2 separate regions of the Homo sapiens genome follow, and region 2 is linked to region 1. Evidence: chromatin contacts called from ENCODE Hi-C or POLR2A ChIA-PET data. All regions are on one chromosome and are shown on one strand. The core of a region is the stretch at or near the end of the contact, and the rest is flanking DNA. Distances in the headings are between cores, read along the strand shown.

Region 1 (5,727 bases), core at 2,865-5,364:
AAATGAAACAGACACATGTAAATGCCAAGCTCAGAGAGGAACTCAAAGCAGTACAGCAGCAGAGGTCATTTCCCTCTACACACTCCCTGCTGCTTCCGTGGGCAGACATAAGTGTTAGCCAGGCCAATGAAAGCAGTTAAGCAGCCAAGTTGGACTTTGCCAAGGGATCCCACACCACCACCACCCCTTTTAAAGGTTACTACAAAAGTAATCTTAAGAAAGTTTTATATATAATAACTGTGATATTTTTAACTTGATTGCACATCTTATCAAACAGGTATTGATTTTCAGTGCTTTCAATGATTAAGAATAAGGGCAACAAAAAAGAAAATCTGTGTATAATATGATGAACCTGGAATTTTTGGTTTCATACGTGTGTGTATATATATGTATATTTATGTATATATATATATATACACACACAGAGCAGTAATGGCCTTTAAAATAAATTCAAATAATGATAGAAAACAAAACATCTTCATGCATGGTGTAATCTTTTTCCTACAAGAAGGCCTTGTTTTAAAAATGTGCATAAGGTTATGCTTTTGCATATTTTATATAATTTCTTAAAGGTATGTTATCAAATTAATGTTTTCCAGCCAGGGTATCATATTTAAGGGTGATAGTAAATACTCCAAACACACCAGCTGTCACAAAATAATTATGCCTATGTCTATTATTGTTATCTGTTTCTCATAAAATTAATCATAAATGATATGAATTATTGATTAAAATTAGTGTTTATAGACTATAAACCTATGAAAAGCCACAAGAGCAGTATTTTTACATATTTTTCAAGAATTCAGATAACAGTGTAACCTTTGATTATAATAACAGAATTCATTTCTGTAGCAGAATTACAAATACAGCAATTATAAATATAAATGATACTCCGTTAAGTCCATCCTGCTTTTAACTGTGCAACTATTTACAGCCAGAGGCAGGAATAAAAAAGGGTGTATACGTGTGGAAGAAAATTCACTCCATGCTGTTTTTGACCTTGCGTGTAAAAAATAATTCATTACTATCAAAAGAGGCATTTTCCCAAATAAAAACAAACAAGGAAACAAAAACACAGGAAAAAAAAAAAAACTACTTACTGACCGTGACTTAAGTGTGGAGGAAAAAACCCTTTGCAGCTAATGTTGGCAAAAGTGTGTCCCCCGTAGATTTAGTCTAAGAATTAAGAAACTGGCCGGGCGCGGTGGTTCATACCTGTAATCCTAGCACTTTGGGAGGCCAAGGTAGGCGGGCTGCCTGAGTTCAGGAGTTTGAGACCAGCCTGGGGAACATGGCGAAATCCTGTAGTCCCAGCTACTCAAGTGGCTGAGGCATGAGAATCGCTTGAACCTGGGAGATGGAGGTTTCAGTAAGCCAAGATCATGCCACTTCACTCCAGCCTGGGTGACACAGTGAGACTCTGTCTCTAAAAAAAAAGAAAAAAGAAAAAAGAAAAAAATAGCCTGTTTAATGAAGCATTGACAAGGAACCCAGGCTATGATTATAGAATAGGAGCTTCATAGTAATTGTAAGAACTCTGGTTCTTAGAAGACAAAAGTTAAATTTAATAAATAAGTTTAATGGCCAAAATATCTTTTTAAAACTTGTTTGTAGTCTTTAGAATGTGAATTTTATTTGGTTTAGATCTTACTAAGCTATATTTTGTAACTGAAATTAATACTTCATTTTTGCCTGAAATTAGTAGAAAAAACAATAGCTAAAGTTTGCTACAGATAAATAAATGTCAATATTAGACTTTTTTTCTTTTGAAAAGGTAGGGAACTTTAATTAGTAATATAAGTTAAGAAAATGACAAAGATGTCAGATAATGAAGAAAAAATGTGACAGTAATCTTTCATCCAAAAAAAGGTTATGTTCCTATTGTCTAAAGCCAAAATATATTTCATTGCAAATATATATAAAGTTTAAGAATTGTTATTTTAGGCCCTTTCCGCAATAAGCCAACACATAACTTATCATGCCATAAATGTTTTTAAAAGAAATATGATTAAAATTATACAAAACGACATAAAAATTTCAGAAAGAATATTGATAAATATCTTGGTACATAGTAGATTTAGTTGCACAGATATTAGGTGGTACAAGTTTTATATCTTCTATAATAATAACTTTTTATTATCTCCTTGTGCACTAATATTTCAATATGTCAAAGTCATTTGAATAACCTTTCTAGTAAATCTCAACTTCGTAGATTGAAAACTTTTTTAAAAGCTTTATTTAAGTTTAGTGGTACATGTGCAGGTCTGCTATATAGATAAACTCATGTCATGGGGGTTTGATGTACAGATTATTTCACCACCAAGGTATTAAGCCTAGTACCCATTAGTTGTTTTTCCCGATCCTCTCCCTTCTTCCATCCACCACCCTCCGATAGGCCCCAGCGTCTGTTGTTCCCCTCTGCGTGTCCATGTGTTCTCATCATTTAGCTCCCACGTATAAGTGATAATATGCAGTATTTGATTTCTGTTCCTGCATTAGTTTGCCAAGAATAATGGCCTCTAGCTCCATCCATGTCCCTGTACAGGACATGATCTCATTATTTTTTATGGCTGTGTAGTATTCAATGGTATACTGAGTTTTCTTTATCCAGCCTACCACTGATAGGCATTTAGGTTGATTCTTTGCTATTGTGAACAGCGCTGCAAGGAACATACGTGTTCGTGTGTCTTTATGAAAGAATGATTTATATTCCTTTGGGTACATACCCAGTCATGGGATTGCTGGGTTGAATGGTAGTTCTGTTTTTAAGTCTTTGAGGAATTGCCACACTGTTTTCCACAATGGTTGAACTAATTTACACTCCCACCTAGTATATAATCCTTCCTTTTGGAAACAAATTTTATCAGTATATTCAATTCTGAACACCCATGTTTTAGAAAATGTTAAGCCTATTGTCCTTTAATCACTATTTGCTTACACATTAAAATGTAAAACAGGCAAAAGAGAAAGAAGGAAGAAAGGAGGGAGGGAGGGAAGGAGAAAAGTGAGAAAGAAAGAAAGATAAAAGAAAAAAGAAAGAAGAAAGAAAGAAAGAGAAGAAATAAAGAGAAAAAAGAAAGGAAGAAAGGAAGGAAGGAATGAAGAAGAAAAGAAAAAAGAGAAAGAAAGAAGGAAAGAAAAAGAAAAAAAGAAAGAGAAAGAAAGAAAGAAAGAGAAAGAAAGAAAGAGAGAGAGAGAGAGAAAGAGAGAGAAAAGAAAATTTTCTCCAGATTAGAATTATTGGCTGCTATTGTTTGGATGCTGGGTACTAGCTGTGATTACCCTTTGTGAATGTAGGAATGCACAGATTCCAAAAGTGAGTCTCATAGAAAAAGTCAGCATTCAAATATGTTTTAAGGTTACTCTATCCAAACCCCAAAGAACCCACAGAAGATGAAGCAGTAATTTTAGCTTCTCTTGGTGTATTGTACATGCATTTAAGGCCAGTTCCTTCCTTCAAATTCCCATGTGTTTTGTAGTTACCAACACACCTTTCAACCCTATCTGTTTATATACATCATATAGTCCTCTGTCAATTGCATAAAAGTTGTCCCCTTTGTGACTGTAATCGCCTTTTCCAATACACATCTACTCAGAATGCAGGTCCTTAAACAGCAGGCTGCCTTGAAAACCCTCTCCAATCTTCTTCGATCATCAGCTTTGAGATGCATATTCCTAGAGCCCATATCATCTTCTTCATCACTATCATAAACGTCTCCACATATTGATGAACGTTTGGAGAATCGATTTATGACAAGGGAGTTTACTCTTCCTGCATCCGCGGCTTCTTCGTGATTTTGTCCTAGTCACCGGGCCTATCCCACCTGCTGGGGATGCCGCCCCCTCGGAAGTGCCTGAAATCTCCCCACTTACCCAACTAGCCTCAGCGCCTCCTGTGTGCTGCAGCAGATGGCGCGCTGCAGACCCCAGCCTGGTGCCTCCGCGACTCCTCCCCAACCATGATTTACAGGCGGGGACAGCCACATTCCTGCGCCCCAACTTCCACCTCCGCTTCCTGCGCGCGCGAGACTCAAGCTGCCACAGTGGCTCTGCCGCCAGCGTCCCAGCTCCTCCCACACCCGAGTTTTTATTTCCTGCTCCCTCTCCAGCCCGGCCCAGGCCAGCCTACCGGCGACTAGGATGCTTTCGCTTTCGCTCTCGCTTTCCAATACTCGGGACTGGGGAAACCGGGAGAATAGAAGCAGGCAAGGACCGCCGTGGGCACGGGGTCAGTGAGACAGGGTCCTGCTCGCGGCGTCAAGGAGGAGCGCTGTGGGTGGGTAGGGTAGGCGCGCCCCCTCGGCCTTGCCTTTCCAACCACTCTTTTTTGCACGCCAACAGGTGTCCCCAGCGCAGCCAATCGGCTTCCGAAGTAGGTGAGTTGCTGCCTGAAGAGAAAAGACAAACTCCAGTATCTTTCATTCCATTGGCCAGACGCGCCATTCCCCAAGTGAGTTCTGTTCTCCAACCAAAGTGCTGGATTCCAAGGGACTGGAAGGGAAAGTCCCTAAAAATCACGAGTTCAGGCGTCTGAGACTTGGTGGGAACGGACCTTCCTCTTAGGTGAGTTACTCTTTGGTTCTGGGGCTGACCTGGAGTTTTGCCAGGATTCATTGGCCGCAGCAGGATGCTGGTGGGGACAGGGTAAATAAAATCTGCACTCCTGCGGGCTTTTATTGTTGAAAGGGGCACTGACGCTCTCCCTGGAAACTTAAAAAGAACAGCCAAGTGAACGGATGTGTCTTTCTTTTGCAGTGCCCAAGCCTGTTCTAATTTTTAAAAACTGATGTCTATTAAGACCCAATGTTAACTTTATGAAAATGGTTCCTAAGGAGATTCACATCTCTGTGTCCGAATTCTGTGTGCAGCAAACATCATCTCAAGTGCGTTTTCCCAACTACGCTTCTTTCCAGGATAAAATACTCTAAGTGACAAATGTTGAGTACATTATCAGGTATGTTCACTATTGTGAGAACTGAAGCCATCTACACTCACATAGCTTGCCAACTACATTAACCTGACTTCTTATTCCATTATTTTCATCAACATACATTTACTATTTCAAGAAACTTTTGCCAGGGACCGGAAAGTTGCAAATATCTTTATTGCTTAATCCAGTATCTTCTTCAAAGATCCAACCACTCTTCAATGGAAAACATCAAAGAACAGTTTACATTCTAAGACTTTGAACCTTTACCTCAAAATCCTAGCCTTGTTTTATCTACCAATCCTAAACTTTTACCCGTAGCTGACTCAATTCTAACCAATTCCCCTCATTAAATATTAGACTTACAATGGGACTTCAAAATCTCAATACATATAGCCCAAACTTGCTCTTCCCTCTCTGAGACACCACTTAAATTCTGTCAAGTTATTGTTCTCCATTACCTAAGTGAGCAAGAAACTTAGCTTTGTCTTATCAACAGGTTGCTTTGATATTACTGGGAGCCAACATTTGACATTCTTGGAGGCTCCAGCAAGACCTAATCAACCTCCCAACCCTCAACTCAGAATCAGTGTGTGCCCTGAAGTCCCTTCAACCTTCTTGAGGCTCTCCCTGATCTCAAAGGTGGAGAAAGTAGATCTTGCATCAGGTTGAACTCCAGTTTCTTTTTGCTCAGTTTTTCAAGCGCTGAGTTTATTTTGTCCCTAGGCATAAAGAAATCTTTCTAGGAACCCCTTTGGTTATGGGACCAGATTTTTAAAAGCTTTTTAGGCTTGGTGAAA
Region 2 (5,727 bases), core at 1,444-3,943, 1.3 Mb after region 1:
AAATGCTAGTTTTTGAAATTTATAATTGAGATTTTCTTGCTCTAAACATCACTTATTTTACCATTTACCAGCTTTCCAACTTGGGAATGGCTTCCTCCATTTCCTGAAATTTAGTTTCCACAATTATAAAACAGAATCAATATTATATGTGTGGTAAGGCTTATATGTGGACAATTCTTGACATAAAAGGAATTATTTAACTAATATTACCTTCCTAGCTGTTCCAAATGTATAGTCCCTTAGAAGAGAAAGAAGACCCTATCAACTATAAAGTTCTTAAGTATTTCAATTTACATTTTCCTTACTATGAATTATTTATAAGTGCAACAATGGGATTTTCTGACCTGTAACCAAGTTCTATTTGCAATTAGATCTTTAGCCTCACCTCTGACGAGCCCTATGTCTCCCTTACCAATTCTTTGACACCAGAACCCTCCAACAGCAGATAATTCTGGGTGCCAGGGCCTTGCTGAGAAGTTGAGAACGTGGCATAATGTTACTTCCTAATATTGGAGAGCCTGGGGACAATCACCTGGGTGAAAGAAAAAGCCAAACAGAACCATTCCTTCTCAGCACTGCCAGGGACACAGCAATCACAAAAACTGACCCTGCCTTCAAGGGACAAGGAGACAATGGCTGATTAAGGCAAGGACACAAATAATTATGATGTAGCACACAGTTTTCATATAGAAGGCAATGATTAAAAAAATTGGAGTGCTGGGACGTGCAGAGAATAAAAAGGAAATTCACATCAGGAAAATACTAACTAAATAAAAGTTGGCATACTTTTATGTAGACTTTAAGATTGTCTTTTGGAAGCAAGGTCACTAGATAATGAAAATAGGCTTAATTCAAAGAGAAATATTTTAAATATGTTATCAACCTAATAAAATATTCTCAAACCTTGGGGGAAGAGTGATGGTGATACATCAAATAAGATGCTATTGACAAGTCCAAATTGTAGTGAGAATTTCAACACACTCAAGCACTAAAATGTTGATCATTCAAATGAGCAAAGACAAGGTAAATGTTTATGCATTCATACAAATTCAAATTCAAGTTTATTTGGGAAGAATCATACATAGAGCCACCTAAGTTATCTCATTGGCCACAAAGTAGCAAACAACCTGAGACTGACTGGGGAAATACAGGGCTCAAACAGAGAAAAGGATGCAAAAGACCAGGTTGTGCTGCCACAACTCAAGCCCCTTTGCTGCCATACATTTGCCAAGTCCTGACCCTGTTCCCATGCCAACTAAAATGAAGGCACATGCCTCTAACCACCCCACCATCCAGGACTCAAACCTCAGGTTTCACAATCATCCACAACTCAGACCCTAGGTAATTGTCCTCCCATCACCAATCACTCAAGCATTTCAGCAGATATGCATAGACCCTCAATTAGAATGTTAAATGGATGATGGATCTTCTGTTCCCACTCTCCTTCACTCTACAGCATCTCTGAGAGGTGACTGCATGACTTTACTTGAGTATTCTTGAAGAAGTAAATTCTCTATTGAAATGGTAGCCAGTTCCCCTAATGAACGGCTCCAACAATTTTTTTTTTTAGAGTGGCATCTTTTTAAATATCACACCACAATCAGCCTCCCCAGAACTACTTCTACCCAGTGGATCTAACCCTATGGTTCCAAACTATCTTAAATTTAAAAAGAGAGGCAGAAAGAGAAAGAGAGAAGAGATGAAAGAGAGAGACAGGAATGAACCTCGAATTAGGCAACAGAGCTGCCTGCCATATTTCATCCCTTTAGATTAAATAAACAAATAATTACCTAACTATAGCTCTGTGTCTCTAATAAAATGAAGCAATGAACAGGGAAATAAAAATGTAATTAAAAATCCCACATATGAACATAAAAGTTGAATATTGTAGGGGGAGAGAGAGGACATTATCTTTGGGCAAAACTTTGATTCACATCCCAAATATTTAGACTCTCCTGACACTACCAACTTCTTCCATTTCCCTACTTGATCTAGTACTGTGCTTGATGACCCTGCAGCTCCAGACTAGACTAAAAAGAGAGGGGACACAAGGGAACTTGACAGACAGAAGAAAAAGGTGGGTTCAGAGGTAAAAGTGCTATTTCAATTTATATTTCCAAATATGGAGGCTAATTCTTGCTTTGAGTGGCTGGGTACATGTACTATGGCACTAAAGTATAATTTTAGGCCATTTCTGCTAAATCTGACACAAGATATATACATGGTTCATAAGAAACTTAAGTGTGAGCCAATGAGGACAATATTTGGGGACCCCTAAGTATAGTGCTGCCAAGTGTACAGCCTCAGTGATTCTTGAATCTCTGCATGGATGCCTCCTGCCCACCTACTCAGCCCTAAAAGTGAAGCCAGAAGGTAAAAGTCAGTGCTAACGGCCCATCTTTGACCAACTTCTAGAATCTTTCTTGTCCTCAGGGACCTACCATCCACACCTGCTTATAGGGTGGGGGCTGCAGAAGTTCTTCTAATTAAGGTAGCATGAGCATGCCAGGCAGTCCCCTGGGGTCTTTTTCAAGAAGTGAAACCTGGTAAGGCAGAAACTTTTTTTGCACCTCCTTCAGCTATGGTAAGTGTTAAACCAAAGTAATTGGAGCGAAGCCCAAGGTAGCAGAAGCTACTGATTTCCTGTCACCTGATGTCTATCAGCGATTTCATCTTCAGGCCTGGACTACACCACTCACCCTCCCAGTGTGCTTGAGAAACAAACTGCACCCACTGAACTCCGCAGCTAGCATCCAAATCAGCCCTTGAGATTTGAGGCCTTGGAGACTCAGGTAAGGAATCAATTTGCTTTCTTTAAATGACTTAAAGGAGGTGATGGATAAGGTATAGAATGGTTTTGAAGACTGGAGGTTCTTGATCTTAATTCTAGAGTTTCCCTAGTCAGACTTCCTAATAGTTCTATGACTTAAGGAGGGGTGACGATATCAAGGCTTGCTGCCCACTCACTCCTCTAATCAGTCTCCCTCTCAACAATTACCCTATGCAGTCAACTGTGAATCATTCCACAAAAGTAGTAGATTGCAGCATATATATTAAATCATGGTTTCTAAACCATTGGGTTCAAACTGGAGCTCTACCACTAACAAACAATATAACCTTGGGCAAATTACTAAACCTCTAAAGCCTCAGCTTCCTCATCTATAAAATGGGGGCAATGGTACCCATTACATTAGGAAAATTGGAACTAAAATCCTGAATCCCTTAGGACTTCCCAATACCAAATGAGAAAATAATCAGTCATAGGCATAATGAAAAAAACTCCATTTGTCTTCCTGTAAATGCTTTTGTCTACATTAAATGTAAATATACCTAGAAGTATAGGTGGCTTTACAGGCTAACATTTTCTGGAGGGGATTTGTGGACACCAAGTTGAGCATGAAATCCTGCCTCAAATCTATCACATGGGAAACCAAGAGTAAGAGGGGGCGCTGCAGATGTGGGGGAGCTCTAATGAAGGAAAACAAGGATTAATTTTAATCATGCCATTACTGTTTTCTGAATCCAGTATATAAGTGATTCCCTTTCCCTGTTTCCCATAAAATGGCTTAATCTCACTGAGAATCCGGTGGAAAGAAATGTTTAATCCAGCATTGTGAGCATTTTTGTGTGTGTGTTTTGTTTGTTTGTTCATTTTTTAGTGGAGACAAGGTTTCTCCATGTTGGCCAGGCTGGTCTCGAGCTCCCGACCTCAGGGGATCCACCTGCCTCGGCTTCCCAAAGTGCTGGGATTACAGGTGTGAGCCACTGCACCTGGCCATTGTGAGCACTTGTTAAGCTTCCCTGAGGAAGTAGCTGAGTTTGATGTTCAGCTTAATGTAACTGAGCTCATAGTACATAGAAAACAGGTTCCCTATGCAAGTCTAGTAGGATACAGGATTCTCCGAAGAAAGTAGTTGATGTCTAGTAAGGAAAGCAAAGAGCTAGGAGCTCTGAAGAATTCCTTGCAATCAGGCAAGGAGAGCAGGAACGCCCTCAGGTGATGTGCATATCTAATGCAGAGTTTGATTGAAAGTAAAGAGGGAGGGAGAAGGAACACTTCAAAGTTGAGAAGATTCAGGAAAGAAGGTAGAGGACATGTATAGACCAGTGGCTCTGGTGGCGGTAGTGGGATATGAGCTTGGGAAGTCATACAGGGCTGAATTCCAAAGGCCTTGAGGGGTTAGATGAAGGGTTTCTCCAGCAGGTAATGACAGGCCAGCAAAGGAGTTCAGGCTCAGGAAGAGCATCACTCAAAACAGTGATCGGGAGCTTGATGTAGCAGCCTTGTGGACAATGGATTAGAAAAGAGAAAGACTGAAGGCAGAAAAGCATGAATGGAAATGAGAAACTCACAGGTGACTCTGGATATAGAAAAAAGACCCACATGCAAAATGTATTGCAGAGGTAGAAATGGCATGACTTGGCCACTGACTGACCAACAGCCAAGATGAAGATGGACTGAGAGATGATGGAGCTAAAGTGAAATGTGGTCCCAACTATCTAAGCCTGGGTGGCAGGAGAAACAAATAAAACAATCTGAGACACGAGGCCTGAGAAAAGACCACTGACTTCACAGCACAGTCCTCAAAGACCAGTTTCAGTCCACTGACTGGCGGAAACTAGTTGCCAAGCATTGAGAAGTGAGTGGGTGGAGAGGAGGTGGGGGAAGAGAGTGGGTAGCAAAGCTTTGAAGCAGCTGCGGTGAAGAAAAAGTGAGCCTGGGCAGTGGGCAAGGACATTGCTAGATTAAAAGAAGAGGACTTTGGGATTCAGGGACACTGAAGTACATTTTAGTCATAAAAGGAGTATTTAGCACCTTAACAAATGCAACTTATCTCATATTCTCAAAATGATACTTTGAAATGGGGAAGGTAACTATTACCTTAAACTTACAGAGAGACCACAAGAGGAGCAAGCAAGAGAGCTGGGACTAACTCTGTCTGCTACATATTGCCAGAAATTGGGAGACTGAAGGTGCAAAGAAGAAATAATTTCTTGGAAGGGCTAACAGCTTGGTTGGACTGAGATGGGCTGAAAAGCACAGAGGGAAGGGAAGTAAGAGCACTCTTCCTCGGAGATAGGTGCACAGGAGGCCAGAAGGGATAAAAATGCAAAACTATTTTGAGTGGAAGAGAATGAAGATGAGGTAACAACAGTGAGGCAGTTTTTAAACTTCTCAGTACATGATGGTACGAGTGGACTTAAAAGTCTATTCAAACCAAAACCCATAAAGGCTGTGAGATCTTATTCAGTGGATGGACATGAAAACAGGGGTGCCTTTAAAAATAAAAAAATATTTGCAGGAGTTAGTGTGAGTAATTAAATGCGGTACTGAGTGATCACCTGAGTCTCTATTTTAACATTCATGCTGATTTGGACACCAGCAAATGTAAAATCTTATTGTTATCATATTGCGGCTAATGTGGTCCATAACCCCTACTAATCTACCAACTAGTCTTTGAGCATAACTGTGCATTGGGCACTAAGTCATTGTGAACAATTTATTTTAATGATAAGGCAAAATTGCGAGAATCTCCAATCTCCGTAGGCGAGTTTTATGTATTTATGAATTCTCATGGAACGAAAGCTTTTCATTACAGTCAGCCCACAATGCCATAAATCGATTAATATATTTACCTCTCATATATGAGACAGATATATATATAATCAGATATATATATGAAAGATAGTTTCCATAAGAAATAAAAAAACAGAGAAAGCACTCAT

The links. Hi-C counts contacts between places; a loop is a spot of excess contacts on that map. ChIA-PET counts read pairs that join two places held with the same protein, here RNA polymerase II (POLR2A). Pooled maps may share reads with other maps.
Region 2: a loop to region 1 is called in a map with no recorded cell type, with 5 times the contacts of the local background. The contact joins the promoter of MS4A1 here to the promoter of FAM111A in region 1. A Hi-C loop is called at or near these places in 1 of 37 single-sample maps with no recorded cell type and 5 of 50 pooled maps. POLR2A ChIA-PET finds 5 or more read pairs at or near these places in 1 of 52 experiments (OCI-LY7).

The regions. Positions count from the first base shown.
Region 1 is chr11:59,138,742-59,144,468 of GRCh38, forward strand. It overlaps FAM111A (FAM111 trypsin like peptidase A), which reads left to right and starts at 4,115. Exons shown (of 6, transcript NM_001312909.2): 1 at 4,115-4,205; 2 at 4,342-4,563; 3 at 4,756-4,954. It overlaps FAM111A-DT (FAM111A divergent transcript), which reads right to left and starts at 4,067. Exons shown (of 4, transcript NR_110184.1): 1 at 3,874-4,067; 2 at 1,216-1,426. It also overlaps the pseudogene LOC100422399. RefSeq lists enhancers at 3,883-4,332, 5,701-5,727.
Region 2 is chr11:60,453,154-60,458,880 of GRCh38, forward strand. It overlaps MS4A1 (membrane spanning 4-domains A1), which reads left to right and starts at 2,694. Exons shown (of 8, transcript NM_152866.3): 1 at 2,694-2,792. RefSeq lists an enhancer at 4,773-4,882.